3 separate regions of the Homo sapiens genome follow, and regions 1 and 3 are each linked to region 2. The links are chromatin loops, found by intact Hi-C in ENCODE. Cell type or tissue: Caco-2. All regions are shown on one strand. Region 1 has its middle 100 kb from the start of GZMB. Region 2 overlaps LINC02286 (long intergenic non-protein coding RNA 2286). Region 3 has its middle 75 kb from the start of GZMB.

What was found. Peaks named below come from ENCODE experiments on the same cell type or tissue, not always from the same donor. Only the 100,000 strongest peaks of a DNase experiment are listed, where the experiment ranks them.
Region 1: a loop joins it to region 2, with 9 times the contacts of the local background. A loop is called at or near these places in 49 of 110 quality-filtered maps.
Region 3: it touches region 2 in a loop (11-fold over the local background); 22 of 110 quality-filtered maps call a loop at or near these places.

What each region holds. Positions count from the first base shown.
Region 1 is chr14:24,731,287-24,739,286 of GRCh38, forward strand. No RefSeq gene overlaps it. Among named protein-coding and RNA genes, the nearest start is that of GZMB, 100 kb to the left of the region's middle. In Caco-2, a CTCF peak has its summit at 3,784 (motif pointing right); a DNase peak (open chromatin) is centred at 3,835.
Region 2 is chr14:25,128,099-25,136,098 of GRCh38, forward strand. The region is part of intron 3 of LINC02286 (long intergenic non-protein coding RNA 2286); the gene reads right to left. Among named protein-coding and RNA genes, the nearest start is that of LINC02286, 24 kb to the right of the region's middle. RefSeq lists silencers at 4,765-5,059, 4,961-5,010. In Caco-2, a CTCF peak has its summit at 4,902 (motif pointing left); a DNase peak (open chromatin) is centred at 4,853; H3K4me3 peaks cover 215 bases.
Region 3 is chr14:24,705,613-24,713,612 of GRCh38, forward strand. No RefSeq gene overlaps it. Among named protein-coding and RNA genes, the nearest start is that of GZMB, 75 kb to the left of the region's middle. In Caco-2, a CTCF peak has its summit at 4,988 (motif pointing right); a DNase peak (open chromatin) is centred at 4,959.

The sequences.
Region 1 (8,000 bases), 400 kb before region 2:
TACCAAAACAGACATATAGACCAATGGAGCAGAAAAGAGGCCTCAGAAATAACACCACATACCTACAACCATCTGATCTTTAACAAACCTGACAGAAACAAGCAACGGGAAAAGGATCTCCTACTCAGTAAATGGTTCTAAGAAAACTGGCTAGCTATATTGATAACTGAAACTGGACTCCTTCCTTACACCTTATACAAAAATTGGACTCAAGATGGATTAAAGATTTAATGTAAAACCCAAAACCATAAAAATCCTAGAAGAAAACCTAGGCAGTACCATTCAGGACATAGGCATGGGCAAAGACTTCATGACAAAAACACCAAAAGCAATTGCAACAAAAGACAAAATTGACAAATGGGACCTAATTAAACCAAAGAGCTTCTGAACAGCAAAAGAAGCTATCACCGGAGTGAACAGGCAACCTACAGAATGGGAGAAAAGTTTTGTAATCTACCCATCTGACAAAGGTCTAATATCCAGAGTTTACAAAGAACTTAAACATATTTACAAGAAAAAAACAAGCAACTCATCAAAAAGTGGGCAAAGGATATGAACAGACACTTCTCAAGACAAGATATTTACATGGCCAACAAACATATGAAAAAAAGCTCAACGTCACTGATCATCAGAGAAATGAAAATCAACACCACAATGAGATACTATCTCACACCACTCAGAATGGTTATTAAAAAGTCAGGAAACAATAGATGCTGGTGTGGCTGTGGAGAAATAGGAATGCTATTACACTGTTGGGAATGTAAATTAGTTCAATCATTGTGGAAGACAGTGTGGCGATTCTTCAAGGATCTAGAACCAGAAATGCCATTTGACCCAGCAATCCCATTACTAGGTATATACCCAAAGGAATATGAATCATTCTACTATAAAGACAATGCACACATATGTTTACTGCAGCACTATTTACAATAGCAAAAACATGGAACCAGCCCAAATGCCCATCAGTGATAGACTGGATAAAGAAAATGTGGTACATATACACCAGGGAATACTATGCAGCCATAAAAAAGAATGAAATCAGGTCCTTTGCAGGAACATGGATGGATAAAGCTGGAAGCCATCATCTTCAGCAAACTAACACAGAAACAGAAAACTGAACACCACATGTTCTCACTTATAAGTGGGAGTTGAACAGTGAGAACACATGGACACAGAGAGTGGAACAACACATACCAGGGCCTATTGGAGGGTGGGGAGTGAGGGGAGGGAACTTAGAGGATGGGTAAATAGGTGCAGCAGATCACCATGGCACATGTATACCTATGTAACAAACCTACATGTTCTGCACATGTATCCTGTTTTTTCTTTTTTAGAAGAAATAAAGAAAAAAATCTTATGGAGAAGCTCAAAAATAAGCTTTTATTGTTTTCCTGTGAATACTAGCAGTGGTAAAAAGCATTACTCCAAAATTACAAAGAGGAGCTGTCCTGGTTAATAACTCTGAGTGCCCACAAAGCCCCAAACAAGTTTATGAAACTTTGAGACCAATACAAATGTATACTACAGGCCTCATATTTTGCTGCAGTCTGGTTCTAATTTTCCCTGTTGGGGTCAGGGTTTTGAGACACTACAATGCCACTTTTTAATGATGGTAAATTTTTAGCATTGCCTTCACATTTGGGGGTAGCATCCATTTTGATCCTCTTCCTTATCTTCTCCTTCTCCTTTGCCTTTTGCATTATGATTCTGCCTTCCTTTCTCACCCTTAGGAAGTAGACTTTCAGATCCACTCCAGTGATTAGTTGATGATTGGCGGGGCCTATCCCTTTGAGGATTATTTTGTCTTCTTTTCCATCAAATCCCCTTAGGCTCCAAATCATAGGCCTAGGGACAATATTCTCACTCCCTGTTCTTTATCCTCTCTAAACATCTCTGGCATCTAGCTTTGCACAAAAACTAATACAAAATCAGCACAATCACATTGCAAAACCTTTTGGCAGCACCTGTGCAAGCTGATTGTATGCACATACTATGTCCTGTGATCCAGCAATTACACCACTTGGCAAATACCTAACAAAAAAGGGTATATATGCATGCAAAACAAATGTGTATAGATGCTCATACCAGCACAATTCAGAACAGTAGCTAGAATAGTAACTGGAGTCAACTCATCATAAGAATCGATTAAAAATTGTGGTACATTTATTAATATAGCAATGAGAATAAATTGCAACTAACAACATGAATTTCCCTCACAAAATAATGTTGAGCAAAAGAAACTTGACACAGAAGAGTATATATTCATGTATGTGTATGTGTGTATATTATAAAAATAGGCAAAATTCATCTACGGCATAGAAGTTAGGATAGCAGGGATGGGGCTGTGGCGAATGACAGGAAGGAGACACAACGAGGTCTTCTGGGTGCTGGAATGATCTGTTTCTTGATCTGAGTTCTGGTTAGGTAGTTGTGTTCACTTTGTGTACCTTTCCATTTGCATGTTATATTGCAATGAAATTTTACTTTAAAAGAAAAAAATCACACATTGAAAATCACTCTGAGACACATTCATCTTTTTCGAAAACATACAGCCATTTCTGTACAAAATACAGCCACATAGCAAGCTCAATTCTACCACTGAACAAGCTACTTTTGATTATCATCTTAGCAGTCTTGATTATTAGTGTCAGTGGTAAAGCTTTGTACCTAGCTAAGAGCTTTTCTAGGAGAAGTAAGCATGATACCTGCAGAAATTTTCCAAATGTTTGAGAGCCTAGTATGAGTTCAGGTATTGTGTCAGTCGCCATGGTGAGAACAATGAGTCTCTGGCCTCAGAGGCCTCCTTGGCTATTTCTTTGTTTTTATTATACTTTAAGTTTTAGGGTACATGTACACAACATGCAGGTTTGTTACATATATATTACATGTGCCATGTTGGTGTGCTGCACCCATTAACTCGTCATTTAACATTAGGTATATCTCCTAATGCTATCCCTCCCCTATTTCTTGACTGTCTCACTCCCCTGCCTTTCTCCCCCCGGGCCCCATTCACATACTCTGCTGAGTCTACCATGTTGTGCCATCTCCCTCTCTTTTCTCCTGTGAATACATCAACTTTCTGTTTGTGAGACCATCCTGTAATGCAGTTGGAGGGCAATGGGGCAAGAAGGCAACTGAGAATTGGATTTCAGATATCGCTAATCATGTACCTATGTATGCCACCTCCTAGATACCATCTCCACCCCCACTCTGCTGTTCATCGCTGTTGCTAACCTGTTACCTGAAAACCTAGGCCACGATATGACCAGTTAACACACCAAAGTAATTTGAAGAATTATATGCAAGTAACAAGAAACATTTAGCGATCATCCAGAAGTGCTTACTAGTAAAGTAAGAATATGTCAGAAACATGCCTGTTGTTTAGGTACTGAGATAGACATTCTGACTCTATGGTTCAAAACCTGGGGTCCCTGGATCTCTGTGTAGGAACCAGGTCCTTAAGTTATGTGCAATATGTTAAAAAGTCACAGAAATTGCACACTTACCAACAATATTTTACAGGCTAGGTAAAGTATGAATTTTTATGTTGAACTAGAAATACATAACCTTTGTGTAGTAAGCTTGGTTACTGCATGTTGGTCACAAGTTCTGATTGGCAGTTTTCTATGACTTTAATAGATGCAAACTGGTAGACTAATAAATACGTAATAGACAGAGTTTTTCTGAAAGAAAAATTTCAAAATGTGACGTCTCTGGAGTTAATAAAATAATAAAACGGCTTTTCGGTAGTGAACAATGTGGCAAGTACTGATGTAGTTTCAGACATCTTGCCCTTCTACAGGACCAGCAGAGGGCGCTAGAATTAAATTATTCCCTTGATCCATTCTTGCTTCAAGGACTCAAGAAAAAAAAAGGTGGTGATGATTACAACGAGGCAGAGTCATGTGAAGATGCAAGAGTGACAACATACTGGGCTGGCAAGTCCATTTCATGTAATAACTTCTAAGGAATAGGAGGGGTAGCATGCAACGAGGAACAGTTTTTTTTGATGGCAGTTTTGTTTTTATTACAGTCAATAATTGCTCACAATTGTTTAGAACTAGGGCCTCCCTACTGTGCGTTCATTCAGGACATAGCTGAAAGAATAAGCCCACCTCTGACCCCCTGAAGTGTCATTTCATCAAAAGAGGCAGGTGTGAGTGTGTTGAAACAGTGACGTCTTGGCATTGCTGGGCTTGATTCCTCCTCCTCTTTCCATTGTTCCTCCAAGGATGACCCTGGAGGAATTATTTCTGGCACTAATAAGTAGGAAGGTGAGGTTCTCTTTGATGGGGGTTACAAATCTCCACTTTTTTCTCACCCAGCAGGTATTAGGAAGATGCACCCTGCCGTGCTATCCTGAAGAAAACCTCTGCCCCAGGAACAAACAGTCAGGACAGTCTGGACTCTATTATTTCATTTCTTCCACACAACTAATTGTTTGTTTCTAGAGAAACTGAACATGTGTCATCTTGTTTCACTGCTTTTGGTAACTACACATTTCAGTGATTACTATTCTACAGAGTCACACAGAGTTTCTTTAAGGCACATAACCTACTTAATTATAAGGATTCTTGTATTCATCACTTCTTCACATCTTCAATGGTCCTACTGTTTTCAACTTACTTGCTCAACCTGGATACTAGGCTTCCAAATTAATTTTATTTATTTGAACATGTTTTTATTTTATTCTTTAATTGACATATAATGATTGTACATATTCATGTGGTATGTAGGGATGTTTTGAGACACATAGTGTATAGTGATCAGATTGGGGCAAATAGCATATCTATCATCTCAAATACCTATTATTTCTCTGTGTTGGGAACATTCCTCTAGCTATTTAAGACTATATATTATTATTAAGTATAGTTATGCTACAGTGGTAGAGAATACTGGAACTTATTCTATCTATCTAGCTGTAACTTTATATGTAATTTTATATCCTTTAACACATCTCTCCCTGTCGCTCCCTTACCCCATCCTTCCCAGGCTCCACTATCCTCTGTTTAACTTTTTGTTTCTATAAGATCTACTTTTTTTAGCTTCCACATAAGAATGAGAACATGTAGTGTTTAAATTTCTGTTTCTGGCTTATTTCACTTAACATAATGCCCTCCAGTTCCATCCATGTTGCCTCAAATGAAAGGATTTCTTTCTTTTTTTATGGCTGAATCATATCCCATTGTGTATACAGACTACATTTAAAAAGGCATTCATCTGTTGTTGGACATCTAAACTGACTTTATATCTTGGCTATTGTCAATAGAGCTGCAATAAACATGAGGATACAGATGTCTCTTCAAATATACAGATTTCCTTTTTTAATTAGTCCATTTTCACTCTGCTGAAAAAGACATATCCAAGGCTGGGCAACTTATAAAAGAAAGAAGTTTATTGGACTCACAGTTCTACATGACTGGGGAGGCCTCACAATCATGGTGGAAGGTGAAAGGCATTTCTTACGTGGTGGTGGCAAGAGGGAAGAGCTTGTGCAGGGAAACTTTTGTTTTTAAAACCATCAGCTCTTGTAAGACCCATTCACATTATACAGCACATAAAAGACTTGCCCCCATGATTTAATTACCTCTCACCAGGTCCCTCCAACAACACATGGGAATTCAAGATGAGATTTGCGTGAGGACACAGCCAAACCATATCATTCCACCCATGGCCCCTCCCAAATCTCATGTCCTCACATTTCAAAACCAATCATGCCTTCCCAACAGTCCCCCAAAGTCTCAACTCATTTCAGCATTACATCAAAAATTCATAGTCCAAAGTCTCATCCAAGACAAGGCAAGTCCCTTCCTTCTATGAACCTGTAAAATCAAAAGCAAGTTAGTTACTTCCTAGATACAATGGGGGTACAGGTATTGGGTAAATAAAGCCATTGGGTAAATACAGCTACTCCAAATGGGAGAAATTGGCCAAAACAAAGGGGCTACAGGCACCGTGCAAGTCCAAAACCCAGCTGGGCAGTCAAATCTTAAAGCTCCAAAACGATCTCCTTTGACTCCATGTCTCACAGCCAGGTCATGCTCATGCAAGAGGTGGGTTCCCATGGTCTTGGGAAGCTCTATCCCTGTGCCTCTGCAGGGTACAGCCTCCCTCCTGGTTTCTTTCATGGGCTGGCATTGAGTGTCTGTGGCTTTTCCAGGCACACAGTGCAAGCTGTCTGTGGATCTACCATTCTGGGGTCTGGAGGATAGTGACCCTCTTCTCACAGCTCAACTAGGCGATGCCCCAGTAGGGACTCTGTGTGAGGGCTCTAACCCCACATTTCCCTTCTGCACAGCCCTAGCAGAGGTTCTTTATGAGATCCCTGCCCTAGCAGTAATCTTCTGCCTGGGCATCCAGGCGTTTGCATACATCTGAAATCTAGGGAGAGGTTCCCAAACCCCAGTTCTTGACTTCTGTGCACTTGTAAGCTCAACACCACCTGGAAGCTGCCAAGGCTTGGGGCTTGAATCCTCTGAAGCTATGGCCTGGGCTCTATATTGGCCCCTTTCAGCCATGGCTGGAAAAGGTGGGATGCAGGGCACCAAGTCCCTAGGCTGCACACAGCATGGGGACCTGGGGCCCAGCCTATGAACCCACTTTTTCCTCCTAGGTCTCCAGGCATGCGATGGGAGGGGCTGCCATGAAGAACTCTGACCTGCCTGGGAGATGTTTTCCCCATTGTCTTGGAGATTAACATTCGGCTCTTCATTACTTATGCAAATTTCTGCAGCCAGATTGAATTTCTCCTCAGAAAATGGGATTTTCTTTTCTATCATATTGCCAGGATGTGAATTTTCTGAACTTTTATGCTCTGCTTATAACTGAGTGTGTTTAACAGCACCCAAGCCACCTCTTGAATGGTTTGCCGCTTAGAAGTTTCTTCTGCAAGATACCCTAAATCATCTTTCTCAAGTTCAAAGTTCCACAAATCTCTAGGGCAGGGGCAAGATGCCACCAGTCTCTTTGCTAAAACATAACAAGAGTCACCTTTGCTCCAGTTCCCAACAAGTTCCTCATCCTGGACCACCTCAGCCTGGACCTTATTGTTTATATAACTATCAGCATTTTTGTCAAAGCCATTCAACAAGTCTCTAGGAAGTTCCAAACTTTCCCACATTTTCCTATCTTCTTCTGAGCCCTCCAAATTGTTCCAACCTCTGCCTGGTACCCAGTTCCAAAGTCGCTTCCACATTTTTGGGTATCTTTTCAGCAATGCCCCACTCTATTGGTACCAGTTTACTATATTAGTCCCTTTTCACGCTGCTGATAAAGACATACCTAAGAGTGGGCAATTTACAAAAGAAAGAAGTTTATTGGACTCACAATTCCACGTGGCTGGGGAGGCCTCACAATCATGGCAAAAGGTGGAAGGCATTTCTTAGATGGCGGTGGAACGAGAGAAGAGCTTGTGCAGGGAAACTCCCATTTTTAAAACCATCAGATCTCGTGAGACTTATTCACTATCACGAGAACAACACGAAAAAGATGCCTCCATGATTCAATTACCTCCCACCTGGTCCCTCCCACAATGCTGGGAATTCAAGATGAGATTTCGGTGGGGACGCAGCCAAACCGTATCACTTTCCTTTGGATAAATGCCCAGTAGTAGGATTGCTGGATCATATAACAGTTCTATTTGTAGGACCCTCCATACTATACTTTATAATGGCTGTACTAGTTTATATTTCCACCAATAGTACATGAGTTCCACTTTATCCACATCCTCTCTAGCATTAGCTATTCTTTGTCTTTGTGATAATAGTCATCCTAACTGAGGTTAGATGATACCTCATTGGGGTTTTGATTTACATTTCCCTGAGGATTAGTAATGCTGAGCAGTTTTTCATATATTTGGTGGCCTTTTGTATGTCTTCTTTGGGGAAATGTCTGTTCAGATAATTTGCTCATTTTTAAATTGGATTGTTCATTTTCTATTGAGATGTTTGAGTTCCTTGTATATTCTGGATATAGCCAAAGCATTCCTGAGCAAAAAGAAC
Region 2 (8,000 bases):
TGACTGGTGTCCTTATAAAAGAGGAAATTTGGACACAGAGATATGAATAGAGGCAAGAACATGGGAAGACCCAGGGAGAAGAAAAACATCCACAAGCCAAGAAGAGAGACCTGGAACAGATCCTTCCCTCGCAGGAACAGCTCACAATAAACCGATGCCAACACTTTGATTGATCTTGGACTTCCCGCCTCTAGAACAGTGAGAAAAGAAATTTCTGCTGTTTAAGCTACCCAATCTTAGCTCTTTATTAAGGCAGCCGTAACAAACTAATATAGATTCACATCCAGTCTCATTAGCCATGTGCCTTAGTCATTGTATATTATGCCTTGAGTTATTAATTAATGATAGTGTGAAGCCATTATGACTAGAAAGACATTTGAAACTATGCTTTCAGAACATGAAGACAAACCAAGACTTTACAAAAAATGAAATATATTCAATTCACTGCTGCCACTGAAAATATTACCATCAATAATAAGATCTCTAAGAGGAGAAGAAAGGATTTTTTGTGCCATTAAAAAATAAAAATTTTAAAATAGTGACATTTATTTTAATTTGGCTCCTAAAATTATTTTATTTCTACTTTGCTATATAGATAATATGATATCTATACAGTAGTACATGTATATAATTTACAAATAAATATACATAAATATGATCAAATGGTAAAATGTGTTTTATTGATGAGGTATGTAATTAAAAATGTTTAGGGACCACTGGCCATGATAATGTGGCTTAGATTCCTCCTTTCTAAACCTAGCTATTTTAGGTTCTTCAGATATAGGACATGTTAGGGTAATTTATCAAGGAAATAGAAGTTCTGAACTAACCAAAGTTTCACTATAAGAGGAAAGGATTTATGAATTGGATGACTCATATTCTCCTATGAAGATTTAAATAAAAATGTTTTCTTTATAGGTATCAGGTTTTAAAGATAGTTTCTAAAATGATTTAAATGAAGCTGTTTTTAGAAAGTAAGTTTTGTTTATTTTTTAAACATTTGACTTCCATTCAATACTATTGGTAAAATTCCCACAGTGGCAAGAAAGTCAGGCACAGCCCTCCAAAGTAGTGAAGGGTACTTAACAACCCATTTATTTGGAAGTATTTTTGGTATTTTGTATAGAATAAAATCAGGAAGCTCAGCAGCTACCTCTGGAGAATGCAGTTTGATTCAGTCAAAGCATCAGTGTGTGGAACTGGGTAAGGAGAGAATTTCACACACATCACACACACTCATATACACATATTAATACATATACACACATGCACAAATATACACTTACACATACACACAGACTTACATACTCACAAATAGACACACACATACACACACCAGCATTTATGTATCCTAGGGTAAAGACTTTTTACCAGAGACAAAGCTACTAACTTCCATGGTAGAAGAATATATAAGGCTGGGTGCCATGGCTCATGCCTGTAATCCGAGCACTTTGGGAGGCCAAGGTGGGAGAATTGCTTGAGTTCTGGAGTTAGAGACCAGCCTGGACAATATAGGGAGACCCTATCTCTACAAAAAATTTTTAAAAATTAGCCAAGTGTGGTGGCACCACCTGTAGTTCCAGTTACTTGAGAAACTGAGATTGGAGAATTGCTTGAGTCCAGGAGGTACAGGTAAGACCGTGTTGGCTGTGATTGTGCCACTGCAATCCAGCCTGGCCAACAGAGCAAGACTCTCTCTCTCTCTCTTTTTCTCTCATTGTGGAATGATTATTAAATGATGATTACTCTATATAGTACTATATATATATAGTCATATATATATATTCATATATATATAGTCATATATATATATACACACACACACACATATATATAAAGTCAGAAAACTCCACAGACATTAGACCTCATAAGGCAAGTCACTCTGTGCTTACACATCCCAAATGTTTTGTTCTTCGGAGCCTTTTTAAGAATGGAAGGAAAATAAAAAATGCAAGAACTTTTTATGATTATTTATTGTGCCACTGCTAATTTGAAGCCTGCCACTCATAACAAGGGGAATGATGATTACTATATATATAGAAATATATAGTAATATATTCTATATATATGAAATATATAGTAATATATTCTATATATATGAAATATATAGAATATATTCTATATATAGTAATCTTATTCTATATATAGTAATATATAATAAGATTACTATATATAGAAATATACAGTAATATTTTTATATATATTTTAATATCTAGTAATATATATTACTATATATGTTATATGTAAAACAATATATACTATATATAGACATAGTAACATATATTACTATATATACTATATATAGACATGTCTATATATAGTATATATTGTTTTATATATACTATATTATGTATGCTATATAATATAATAAAATATATAATATGCTATAATATATAACATTATATAATATATATCTCAAAGGATGGTTAAGCTTTCAAAAGGCAGGGATAAAATAAGGGGCAATTTAGGAAAATAGGAATATATAGTATATTATGTATAAACAATATATACGATATATTATCGTATATATTATGTACGATATATTATCGTATATATTAAATACTATATATTATTGTATATAATATATACTATATATAAATGTATATGATGATATCTATATTACTATATATTTCTATGTATATAGTACTATATGTATAGTAATCATCATTCCCCATGTTATGAGTGGCAGGCTTCAAATTAGCAGCGGTACAATAAATGATCATAAAAGGCTCTTGCATTTTTTATTTTCTTCCATTCTTAAAAAGGCTCCAAAGAACAAAACATTTGGCATGTGTAAACACACAGTGACTTGCCTTATGAGGTCTAATGTCTGTGGAGTTCTCTGATTACCATCAAGAAAAGCAGAAGGAAAAACATTGGTTCAGGATCATTTCTACTTATCCTTTTCTTTCCAGGTAAAAGAAATCTTTACCTGGGTCTAGACCAGCAAAAGCTCTTTGAAGCAGGAGATACACATCACTGGGTACGGCTGGTTCTCAAACATGCACTTGATTTTATTCACAAGTCTTACAAATCATCACATGCCCAAAGAAACACCTAGGTGAACTAAAGTTCTGATTTTATACACTCACTGCCACCTGTCACTCACAGCCTGCAAGTCTCTGTGCCAATGTCAGAAGCTGGAAATATATTATGATGGTTAAGATCAGTGCTCCTTATCAGTCATTTTCTAGTGGATTGTAAGTTGCTCATGTGGCAAAGTTAACCTCTTAGGAAGAAGGGGTAGATGGAGAACAATAGAAGAGGTGGAACTAAGTTCTGGGGTACTCCAGCATCAAGAGATTGAGGAGAGGGAACTGGGATCAGTTGGATGTCAGGAAAGCAAAGCAAGAGTGTCATCATGGGAACCAAGAGAAGAGAGAGTGATCAGCTCTATGAAATGACACCCCCATTTTTACATCCCCCAATTCCCCATTTATCTTTCTCAGCTGCAAACATGGATGATTTTCTTCTATGCCGTGAGGTCACTGAACGTATAAGTAGAAATTCCTAGCTCTCAGAACCATTTGGGACTTTTGCAACCTATACAAAACTTCAGTATCCTCCTTTTTTTCCTATTTTATATTTTCTCTTTTGAATTTAATCCTCATGCGATTAGAGTACGCTAAAAGGGACCAAGCTTAGATTAGCAGAAGAATTTTACTAAAGGTTCAAGTATGCGTTTGGCAATGAAATTCCATCCAGTATGTATTTACTAAATGCTTACTAAGTATAAGATGCTATTCTCAATGCTGTAGAAAAAAAATTAAAATTCTATGTTCACTGAAGTCAACATCTCAAATGTTGGCAATGTAGGAATGAAATTATCTTAAAAGAGATAATGCATAATTTGCTGTGGAAGTACAAAGGAGGAAGAGATCACATTCAGCGGGAGGGATTATAAAAAACCTGGAGGAGGATTTAGTGTGTGGGTGGACCTCAAAGGGTTGTTAAGCTTTCAAAAGGCAGGGATAAAATAAGGGGCAATTTAGGAAAATAGGAACAACATGAGCAAAGGCACAGAGATGGGAAACTATAGCTTGTTTTTGGAGAAATGGTCATAGTTAAATTTAGCTGAAGCATAAAGATATGTATGTAAAAAAGAAGTGAGTAAGACTGAAGAAGTGATGGCATATGTCAGAGAGTCCTGGGTAGAGAGGCAGTGAGGCAGGGAGGTGGGGAGGCCACATGGTGAACTGCAAAGAGCATGTGCTTCCCAGCCAGAGATGGGTTAGAAATCAAGGATCTCCCCAAAATATTAGTTCTGCAATAGGATTGTCAAATCATGTCTCCAATCTATAATTTTTCTAATACAAAAGACACGTGTATGCTTACCTTAAAAAAAATCCCACGGCCAAACCAAACCAAACTATGATGTTCATAATGATGGCTGTGAGACTTTTTTGTTAAAGCTTTTTGTTAACAAAAAGTTAAATTGTGTTCAGTGTATCTTGTCTAAGAAGTCAGGAAAGTGAATAGGAGGCTGGGGCTGGGTAAGGGCACCTAGGAGTCACTGAGGATAGCTTTCCTGAGAGAGGTTGGTGTAGGTTGTACAGGAAAGAGGGCTGTAATAAGAACTTTTGTGTTTTGAAGGTTTAAAATCCAACTATACACCCCATTCTGAGGGAGGGAAGAGAGAAAAGGATTCTGGATCTGAGAAGTGGTGAATGTTGGAAGAGTCCTGAACGGCATCCCTCGGGGGTGGGCAGCATTTGGGGAAGCTGGCGTATGCGGCACGAGAGTGCAAGGAAGGAAGAGCTGCAACCACGTGGCTGAGCTCAGCCCTGGGAGATGGGGCCGTCCTTCCTCTGGGAGCCACGGAAATTTCTACCTGGGTCTAGGCGGGCAGAGGCTCTGCAGCAGCGGACACGCATGACTGGGTAGAGCCAGTCTTCAACAGTGCCACCGTGTGGCAGAGAGGAGCAGTGACAGTTATAACTCCGTAGAATTATATGCGGGTTCTCCCAGCCCAGCCTTGAAAACTAAGCAGCTCTCTCTTCCTGGAGTGTGAGGGCTTCAGCATCCAGGGACAAAGCCCAGTGTGTACATGGAGAAGGCTTAAAGAAGCCGATACCGTGCCTCTTGATAATAGGGAATATGAAAACTTGATAAATTAATTGAAAAGTGAAGAGAAGTGGCGAATTCAAATTTGTACGGCAGTTCTAAGTGATAATTAGAATAAAATCATTAGACAAAAAGGAAAAATATATCTAGTTCTAAAGCGTTAGCTTTTATCTTGCTAGAAAACTCAGCTGTCTAGAAACTCACATTCCTAAGCGTCTGGATTGAGATTTTCTTTTGGTTTTCATTCATCAGGGAATGAAGTGAAAGGATTGAATTTTCACGTTACACTTAACTCAGGCTTGATAAGAGTCTGGAGGAGACAGTCTCTAATAATCCTATAATCCTAGATGTCCTGTCTATACCTTTTAACATCTCTGCATTTACTCCTTGAGTTTCTTGTGGTTGAGGAAGGATTTTGAAAGGGAGATGATGAGAAAAACATCACTCATATTAGTTACTGACTGAATTACATCCATTTCTGGTCAGTCGTCATTAGGTAAAGCTCTAAATTTCAATCAGGATCTTGGCTAATTGTACTTTGGATTTGATAAGGAGTCATTGAAAAGTGAGCAATGAATAAGATTAAAGCTAGGCATTTCTTCTTTTTAAACTAATGTATCATTCATTATTGGTTTAGTGCTCATCAGGTTTTGGTAAATAAATAAAAATCTTAGATTTGGAAAGTTCTACAGTGGTCATTTAGTTCAACCTTTTATTCCCAGGCAGGAGACCTTTTCTGCAAAATACCTGACTTTTTGTGACAGAAGATCAATCAATTCAGGATCTGCTAAAACACACCTAGGGATGTAAAACTCACCACTTTGTGAAGCAGAACATTCACCTAATATTCAGAGTGTAGCCTGGGGGTAGCAACGGGGCATCCCTGGAGAGTTAGTAGGAAATGCTCGATCTGAGTCCCTATCCCAGACTTGCTGAATCTGAATCTTCCCTTGACAGGATTCCTGGGTACTGGGTACTCATATATACGTAATGTTTGAAAAGCACTGGCTAATTCTATCGTTAGATGGTTTCAAATGTTAAATGGTTTCAAACTGACATCTTACTAAAACCTAATGTTCTGGTGTGGTCTATGAACCCATCCCCACAGCCTCGGCTGTTAGCCCAGCTTCTGGCCATTCCTGCAGTTATAAAGCTTTGGCCGCCACTGCCATTGTGGCCACCTCATCTCCTTACACTCAGTAGTTTCTGACTTTCCTGGGTGTGACGGCTGGGCTTTGGCACAGCCTTGGTCACATTTTCTGTGGTAGGAGCTGTGGCAACTCCAGGGCTTGGGCCAGATCAGATCCTGCTGCACCACTGAGGCTCTGGTTCTCTCAGTGCCCCTTGAAGGGGTAGGAGAAGGTTACTAAGAAGTTTAGGGGTATTTCACTTTGGGAGGCTGAGGAGGGCGGATCGCTTGAGATAGGGAGTTTGAGACCAGCCTGGCCAGCATGGTGAAACCCTATCTTTACTAAAAATTCAAAAATTAGCTGGGCATGGTGGCACATACCTGGAGTCCCAGCTACTGGGGAGGCTGAGACAGGAGAATCCCTTGAGCCCAGGAGGCGGAGGTTGCAGTGAGCTGAGATCATACCACTGCACTCCAGCCTGGGTGACAGAGTGAGACTCTGTCTCAAAACAAAACAAAACAAAAAGAAGTGTAGGGATATTTGTGCCATGTGGAGAGTGAAGAGTCAGGAAGTATCCGGGAAATAAATGACTAGCTCCTCTTCTTCCTGCTGACTGCTGCATAGTGCAGTGCCTGCCCTGCTTCTGCAGAGACGTGTGACCAGCGGTGTTTCTTGGGAAGCTGTGTACAGCCTGATAACATACTATTTTTTTCTTGCTCTCCCTCCTTCCTTGCCATGCATGTCTTTTTTTTTTTTTTTTACCTTTTGCCCCCAGAGAAAGCAGTAATGCCTAAGCTTTGCCTTAGAGTCTGTTTTCTAAGGAACCTAGACTAAGACATCTGCCCTGTATATGTTTCACTCACTGCTTCTAATTCTGCCATCTGTCTGGCTTTGGAATGGTCAACATCTTTCATATACTTTCTTCCTTCAAATTCTACAATGCAGCTACCAGGCCTTCTCTTTTCTTGGTCAAACACCCTCAGCTTCTTTTAATGATTCCTCAAAATGCAGTTTTAGTCTCTCACCTCTTGCCTCAGTTTAATATGTCATTGTCTTAAATTGTGGCTCCTTGACTGCTCCGTTGGGTTTGGTCAGTGCAGGGCTGAGTTCATGATGGGAGGATGGGCTTCTCATTTCCTTTATTGTGGGTATCATACTATTAATACAATAAATACAGCTATCCTGACCTGGACCTATTCTTGTGGGAATGCTGGCTATTTGGGTTGTGGTGACCTGACCGGTTAAAAATGAGCTTAGGGAAATTAGATTGAGAGTGAGCAAGGTTTAGCCTTCTGTGTCAGCTTCCGAGGAAGGCCAGGGTCCTCCATTGGCCCTGGAGTTCTTTAGGATGTCTGCTTTTTCTTAAAGATAAATTTGTGTTGACTCCCAAGGCAGAGGTGGTGAGATGAGGTGTTCACGTTACTTCCCAGGAGCTTTGCCCTCCTTGGGGTTAGAGTCTTCATTTTCTATTGCCTAGACAAACCCAGAGCCAGAGGATTCCTTAAAAACATTCAAGATTGTACCACATTCACAAGAATGTGAATCTCGGAGGATGACCTAATAGCCATATGAACTGTTCTAAAGTCTAGAACATCTTGTTATTCTGGATCCCCCCCCCTTTTTTTTTTTTTTAAAAAAAAAAGACTCTATCCCCTACCAAGTTTTAGAAACTTTTATGCTGTATGAATCGGCATTAGCTGAGTGCTTATAGGGAGCAAGCACTGTACCAACTTCATGGGAAGCACAGATAAAGGTAAGAGATAATGCCTCCAGGGTCTTGTGAAGGCAAGACATATATTACAAAAG
Region 3 (8,000 bases), 420 kb before region 2:
CTGCCAGCTGAACACCACTGAGTGACCTCACTGATGTCTTCGGGGTAAGAGGAGAGCAGAAGAATTGCCCAGTCAAGCCTGACTGAATTCCTGATGTACATAACCTGTAAAATATAGTAAACATGGTTTTAGAGCACTAAGTTTTGGGGGTAGTTTATTAGATAGTAACAATTAGGGGAATACCAGCTTCTCCTATACTTATAAACATACCACTCAGGTCTTTCTCACTGAGAGAATCTCACTTGTTTTGCCCTCACACATAGCAGAAAAGTTGCATGCCCAGTGTGAACAGGCTTGAGCCCCAGGGGCCTGTGGGTGGCAGTCAGCCCCACCTTCTGTTTGTAGGTGGACACCGAATGGTGTTATAAGTCATGGTGTAGCTCAATGGTAAAATCCATTTTTAGTTCGGTGTGCAAACAGGAACTGATACTATTTGAAAAGGGGAATTTAAAACACCCCACGTGGGTACCACAGTGCAAAGGAGAAGGTTAATCGTGGAAGAAAGATGCTGCCAAAGCACATGGTCCCAGAATGCTCAGCCCAGAAAGACAAAGTATTGCAGTCTTTCACAGCCATTTTCATAACAAATTGATAGCATATTCCCTGAAATCTGGGTCTGAAGCAAGGTCTTCTGAAGGAAGGTCTTCTGAAGCAAGTCTGAAGCAAGACTGAAGCAAGGTCTTTCTGTCTAAAATCCGTCTGGATATAGAAAGGCACATGAGTCCCATTTTTGTGCTGGGGTTCTGAAAGTTAGGGCCGGGCATGGAGATGGCATGGGTGTGTCAGTGTGTACGGAGTATTGTATTTCCAAAGATAGCTTCAGCAATATCTCCTCTCTCATGTGCCACTCTTCCATCAAGAGGAGAGTCTGTTCTCTCTCCCTTAGAATGAGAGCTGACCTTGTGATTCTTTTGAGCAATGAAATGTGGTGAAAGAGATGTTTTTGGACTTTGAAAAGCCTGGCAGCTTCCACTTTTGCTTTCTGGAGGAAGCCAGCTTCCATGTTAGAAGTCCAACTCTCTTGGGATGGCCATGCCACAAGAAGCCCAACCTTGCCATATGGAGAGGCCTGGGGGAAGGGAACTCAAGCCCTCAGCTGACAGCCCCGGCTGAATCCCAGCCACCAGCCAACACCAACTTGCCAACCACATGAGGAAGGCTGACGTGGCAGCGGATCCTTCAATTCCAGTCAAGCTGTCCCAGCTGACCGTACGTGAACAGAGGTGAGCTCTGCCCCCTGAGACCTGGTCAAGCCGCCGAATCGTAAACAAATAAATGGCTCTGTTGTCTTGGGCCATGAAATTTGGAGGTGGTTTGTTATGTAGTCATAGCTAACCAAAACAGGAGGAAAAGGCATAGAGTTGGCCTGTGCCCGTGGATGTAGAGCAATGGGGGTATGAAAGCAAGTTCCAGGACAAAGGCCTGGGAATCCAGGGACAGGCCACAGCATTGGATTCAAAAGGGGTGGCCGAGAGTCATCAAACAGATCCCAGATGGAGAGTCTGCATCAGAAATTCGAGAAAGCAGAAGAACAGGGGACAGATACAAGGAGAGGATACCAAGGCAATTGTTCATTAAGTTTGTGGGTTTTTTTAAAGTGTCAGATCGAGAAGGATTTTTGAGGGATTTTCTATGATCCCCTTCATAGAAATTGCTTAAAGGATACAACTAAAGTAAGTATAAAACAAGCATTTCTGAAATTTGATTTTAATAGGGCCCTGAAGCAAGTGTACACCCTCAGTCTCATGGCAGGGGCAAGAGCAGTATGAGACACAGCAGAGAAAGGTCGCCACTCCACCCTTACCTGTGCCACATAGCATCCCATGCAGTCCTGATGGCTGAGGCAGGACGGGGTGAGGATTCACTGCAATGCATTGTTGTTATATAGTAAATTTCATATGAGTCTAATTTCTTGCAAGGTCCCTGTTATCGTCATAAAGCCTTGACTTAAAGAACCCTTCTAGGTACTATTATATAAATACACATTCAGGAGGGACCTTGTGGATATGAAGATTCTAGCACTCAGAATCTGTAAAAAGCTAGGTAAGCACCACCATTTCCCGAATTCTATCTTCACTGCGTCTACTTCCAACTGTGTGCCCTATGTGGTACATTAGCATAGATCATAACTGATGCATTGTCACCTTAAATAAATTGGATTTATTATTCTATCTCTTGCTTCAATCACATTCAGAATGTTCTAAATTTCTAGTGTCTCAGCAAAAGCTATGCTGAGGATAATGTTAGTCCCACCCCTTAACAGAGCTTGGCCTAAGCTAAATTATGGAATATTCCAAGGTTGCTTCCTATTTCTTTTTTGTAATATGTTGTTCCTTTCCCCAGGGGAGACAGGAGCACCATGTCCTCCCATAACTAACCTCAGTCCTAGGGTGCCCATGGAGGCCTGGCCCTCTCATGTCCTTTATGCTTCTGACCTGCCCCTTCCTCCAAGAACACGTACTCATTTTGATGATGAAATATGTGGGTTTTTTTGAATAATTTTTGACACAGTAACATGTTCATAATGTTGTTTGCTTGAAAAACAATACAAAACTATACGATATACACAGCATTAAAAATGTAATAAGGGTATAAATTTCATTATTTTAACTACTAATAGCAACATTCCTTTTAGGGAGAAACTGTTCTGCTTTAGAAAATAACTTGATAGGCCGGGCGCGGTGGCTCACACCTGTAACCCCAGCACTTTGGGAGGCTGAGGCGGGCGGATCACGAGGTCAGGAGATCGAGACCATCCTGGCTAACATGGTGAAACCCCGTCTCTACTAAAAATACAAAAAAAAAAAATTAGCTGGGCATGGTGGCGGGCGCCTGTAGTCCTAGCTGCTCAGGAGGCTGAGGCAGGAGAATGGTGTGTACCCGGGTGGCGGAGATTGCAGTGAGCCGAGATCGCACCACTGCACTCCAGCCTGGGCGACAGAGTGAGACTCCATCTCAAAAAAAAAAAAAAAAAAAAAGAAAAGAAAAAAAAAGAGAAAGAAAAAGAAAATAATTTGATAGAGGCATTTGACTTAGAAGGAGAGGCCTGAGGGTGAAGAGTTGGTAGGAGTATAAGAAACAGCAGGCAGTGGCTAAATTGCTCTGCATGAGCCCCGAATCAGGGAAAGAGAGCCCAGAGGTATTTCCAGGCTGAGGACAGTAGGGCATATGGTGGCTGGTGGGGATCCTGGGGCAGTGGGGATGGCCAAAGGACATTGTGCGGAAGGCCTGGCTGATGTTTTATTTGAAGCTGTATGCTGCAATGTACTTTTACTCTCTGGTCGTCAGCCTACCACAGGCACAAATATGAACTGTGTGTGTGTGTGTGTGTGTATGTACATGTGTGCTTGTGCATGCACTCACACATGCACAACTGTGTGCATTGGGCAAGGGGGCAGACCTGGTAATAAGCAGGGTAACATTTATGGAGGCAGAAGCTGGAACCAAGAGCCAACTGTGAAAAAATAAAATCCTCATCCATCTGCAGAAATTTAGGGGAGGGCTTTGGGCTCTTACAAGGAGAGAACTAAGGTTTGCATCATTTTATCCAGACCTCAAAGTCCATGCAATTCCAGCTGACCTATTGATTATAGATAAATCCATAATTATGTAGCTGGAAAGAAGAATCAAATGTTAAGATTAGTTGTCTCATGGTGGGGATAATTTTCTTCTTTAGGGTTTTCTCTATTACATTTTCTACAATGAGCATTTAGTATTTTTAAAATTAGAAAAAGTTATTTTAAAAATGCACTCATCCTAAACGTCCCTGAATTTAGCCATCAAGTTAGGAAGGAATTAACAAATTAATCTCATACCTGGTGTTAAAGATTAATAACATATAAAGGATGAATAATAATAAACATATCTAAGAACATGTGTGTTTTAGCAGGGGCCTCCTGGAGACTGTAATTCTGAAAGGCAAAGGAATAGAATTTTAAGCAGAGAAAGACAGCATGACTCAAGTTAAGTAGCTCCATATTCAATATCTGAAGGCTAATGTTGCCCTTTAGCTAAAGGTGTGGATAAACTCTGGAAATAGAAGGAGAATTGTATCTCATTAGTGATGTCTGAGAAAAGGAGAAGTTCTCAAGGCATCCAGAGACATACCTGTGGAACTTCTACCTCTGTTTGGGAAAATTGGCACTAATATTTCCTAGCGGGCTCTTGAGCTATCATAAATTGTTTTCTCTTGGATTTTTAAAAACATACTTTGGGAGCTTTACTCTTCTTTGCCCTCCAGTATGGATAAAATCCCTGACAGCTTGAAGCCCAGGATTTGTGGATATATGTTTTATGAGGGCAGGGGCCATGCCTGTCTTCCCAGCTGCCTCCCGAGGAACCTAGGACAAAGCCTGAGACAGAGAAGGATACAATAACGACTAATAATAACTTATTTTATTAAATGTTTACAGTGTGAAAGGTCTTGTTCAAAGTACCTTAAATGTACTCCAAGCATCTCATGCATTGTTAGAATATGCCTATGAGGTAGGTAAAATTTTTATCCCTGTTTTATAGATTTAAAAACGTGGGACACAGGGAGATTAAGTCACTTACCCTAATTTGCACAAATGGCAAATTGTGAAGCCAGCCTGTGAACTCAGACTGCCTGTGTCCATATTTTGACGGCTATGCTTTGGTAGCTGCTCAATAAATGGAAGGGAGCTAGAGGAAGAGAGACAGGGAGGAAAGTGTCAGTCATTTCGAGTATTTTTCTTCCCCCTTGGCAAGAGGATGCCGTAGAGGTCAATAATTCCCTCTGAATTCAGGTGGGGTCCCTTTGAAAATAAGCGACAGAAAATTTTGTGTTTCTCTATCACGGGAATAGGAATTTGAATCCCCACCCCCATCTCAACCCCTTATGTTGAACGAGTTATCTGGGGTCAGCCTTGCATTTTTTTAGCTTTCCTTTGGAGATGCATCAGCTAACAAGCTGGTCGGCCAAGCAGTTTCCCAAAGAGGTTGCGCCCATCCCTGAACACTAGAGGGCAGTATCTCAACAGGCCTGAGAATTTTGAACGCATCATAAAGTATGCTTTCATTATTTTCAGAAAAAAAAAAAAAAAAAAAAAAAAAGCCTGTTGGACTGATTATTTCAGCTCAAGAATTTGAGAGTCCAGGGGAGGATGCATTTTAATGACTCCAGGGAACGGATCAAATTAAACACATTATCTAGGATTTTCTTCTCTGGCCTCCTCTCAGCCGCCTTCTCAGCGCTTCTGTCTGCGCTGCGTGAGTTGCAGCCCTGTGCCCTGAGTCTTCCCCCTTGCACAGAAGCAGCCCTTGCCGAAGAACCCAGGACCAGAAGAGGCCTCAGCAGCTTGTCTTGGCGCAGATCCTCCACGGTCACCTTCCAGCAAGACAAACTTAAAAACCGTTGAATGTTGTGTGCCTAGCCAGCATGCCTGCAGCTGGATAGGATGGCCCTTGACATGGAAAAACCAACCCAGTCCTGGCGGCTGCCACATCCCTGAAGACCTAGAGCTACACATTCGGCTGGGAGCGTTACATATGTGATCTCTAATCTCAAAAACCTTGCAAGGAAAATAGTTTTACCATTTTGCAGACAAAGAAACAAATACAGAGAGGTTAAAAAAAATGTGCCCACGGTCAAAAAGCCAGCAAGTACAGAACTGGACTCACACCAGAATGTCCAACCCAGAGCCTAGGATACACATGGCATCTCCAATAGCTACTGCCTCTCCTTCTCTTATCCCTTAAATTACTGCTATAATTGGCCAGAACATTAAGTGGATACACTACATGATTTCCCTTGAGGGGAGGATGGACAGAGATGCAGGCGTCTACTTTGGACCCTGTGAGTGTGAACTTCAAAGTTCTATTCGTCCTCCATCCCCTGCAGCTCCTGGAATAAACTGGCACTTAATGGTTGCTCAGTGCTGTAAAGCTGGACTTCATTTCACTTAATAATATTCTGTGTTGTCCTGGCGCTGTGGCTTGCGCCTGCAATCCTAGCACTTTGGGAGGCCGAGGCGGGCAGATCACGAGGTCAGGAGATTGAGACCATCCTGGCTAACAGGGTGAAACTCTGTCTCTACTAAAAATACAAAAAATTAGCTGGGCGTGGTGGCATGCTCCTGTAATCCCAGCTACTTGGGAGGCTGAGGCAGGAGAATGGCGTGAACCCGGGAGGCGGAGCTTGAAAGTGAGCGGAGATCGCGCCACTGCACTCCAGCCTGGGCGACAGAGCGAGACCCTGTCTCAAATAATAATAATAATAATAATAATAATAATAATAATAATAATAAAGTAAAAAATAAAATAAAATAAAAATTCTGTGTCTCCTTGGGTTATTTGATGGATTTACTGATAATTGTGAAGAAGTTTGTTTCTGCTTCGCTTTTATACAGGAGCTGTTTCTGCTCAGCTTCTTGTTAAAACACCCTTAGAAACCCGTAAGTAAATGTTGCAATTGCATTCTTAGCTTTATTCTCACTGATAAGAGACATAAGTGATTTTTAAAAGGCAGAACTAACTAATCAATCAAAACAAGCAGCTGTAATCTGATTTTAGAGCAATCTGCATGATAAGAGTTGGCCAAGGAGAAATAATTTCCTATCGCAGTGGGATAATGTGCAAATGAAATATAAACTCTAGGCTCCCTCACATCACAGAATGTCAGAGAAGTGCCAAGCAGAATGTGTTTATGAATGGGAAAGCCAATGGTGTTATATTTTCTCTCAGGTTATTCTCAATCTCATTTTCAGAAGGGACAAAATAGCTCTAAACATTTCTAAATATTTTACTCCATATGGTCCAAATCCCAAACTTAAAAATATCCACCAACTGTCCACAGAAAAGGTGTTTTAAAGAAAAATAAAGAATCAATTTAATTGGAAATCTCCTTAGAAAAGTTTTCTCAGCAGTAAAATAGTGGCTGCCTGCCCTGTGGTGTAGTTGAATCTATTCTAGCAAAGGCCAGACAATTATTCATTAACCATGTCATGAAAAGTGTCACAGTTGGTGGAACGTTGAACTAGGTGACCCTGGGGGAGGTTTCACTCATTCTAAAATTCTTGAAAATTCTTGAAGCACATAAATAGTGATTGCCTTTAATCTTAACAAAGTCCACCATATTATCTTGCAAAGAACCAGGACCAGTGATCTCATCCTCTTGCTGTTAGAAGGCTTGTCAACTTTCCCCACACCCATCTTTCAACTCCTGGAAACAGGACAGGCCACCTGCTGTGGATACACTTCAAAGAAAAGCAAAGAAATCATCATTAAAAATGAGTGGGGAAACTGTTGCTGTACCTAAAATGAGAAAGCTCTGTGGCTGTCCTCACTATCTTGAAAACCAGCTGGTACATGACAGATGCGACCATCAGCCCAAATCCTATAATTTTTTCTTTCAACTGTGGACCCAACACGGAAGCCCTGGTGAGAGAATGGCTTTGTTAATGCCCTGGTGTGCTCCCCTGAGGCCTGCAGCATGCCTGTGAGTGTGTGTGCTTCCTTTTGGACAGGTGGAGCAGCTGGCCTCCCTATCCAGCAGCCCCAGACAGGCCACCCACCACCGTCCTTTCCTCAGCTCTCTAACAAACACTTCTCGAGCGTCTACTGTGTGCCAGGTGCGGCTCTAGGTGCTGGGACCATAGCAGTGAGCAAGTAAGCCAGAGTTCCTGCTCCTAGAGGACTTACATTCTTCTGGGGAGAAAGTCAGGAAAAGAATGGACAAATCAGAAAATAGTAGAAATATGTGCTCGGAAGAAAATAAGACATGGAGGAGGGAAGGGGAAGGCCTGAGGAACTCCTTTAGGATGTCTGGTGAGAGAGGCCTCTGAAGAGTGGCCTGAATGATGAGAGAGGCCTCTGAAGAGTGGCCTGAACGATGAGAGAAAGCCATCCACGCACAGATCCAGACAAGAGCATTCCAGATAGGGCAAACAACAAGTTCAAAGGCTCTCAGGTGGAAATGCCCATGGCATGCATGAGAAACACCAAAAACACCAGTGGGGCTGGAGTGTCATCTATGCAAAGAT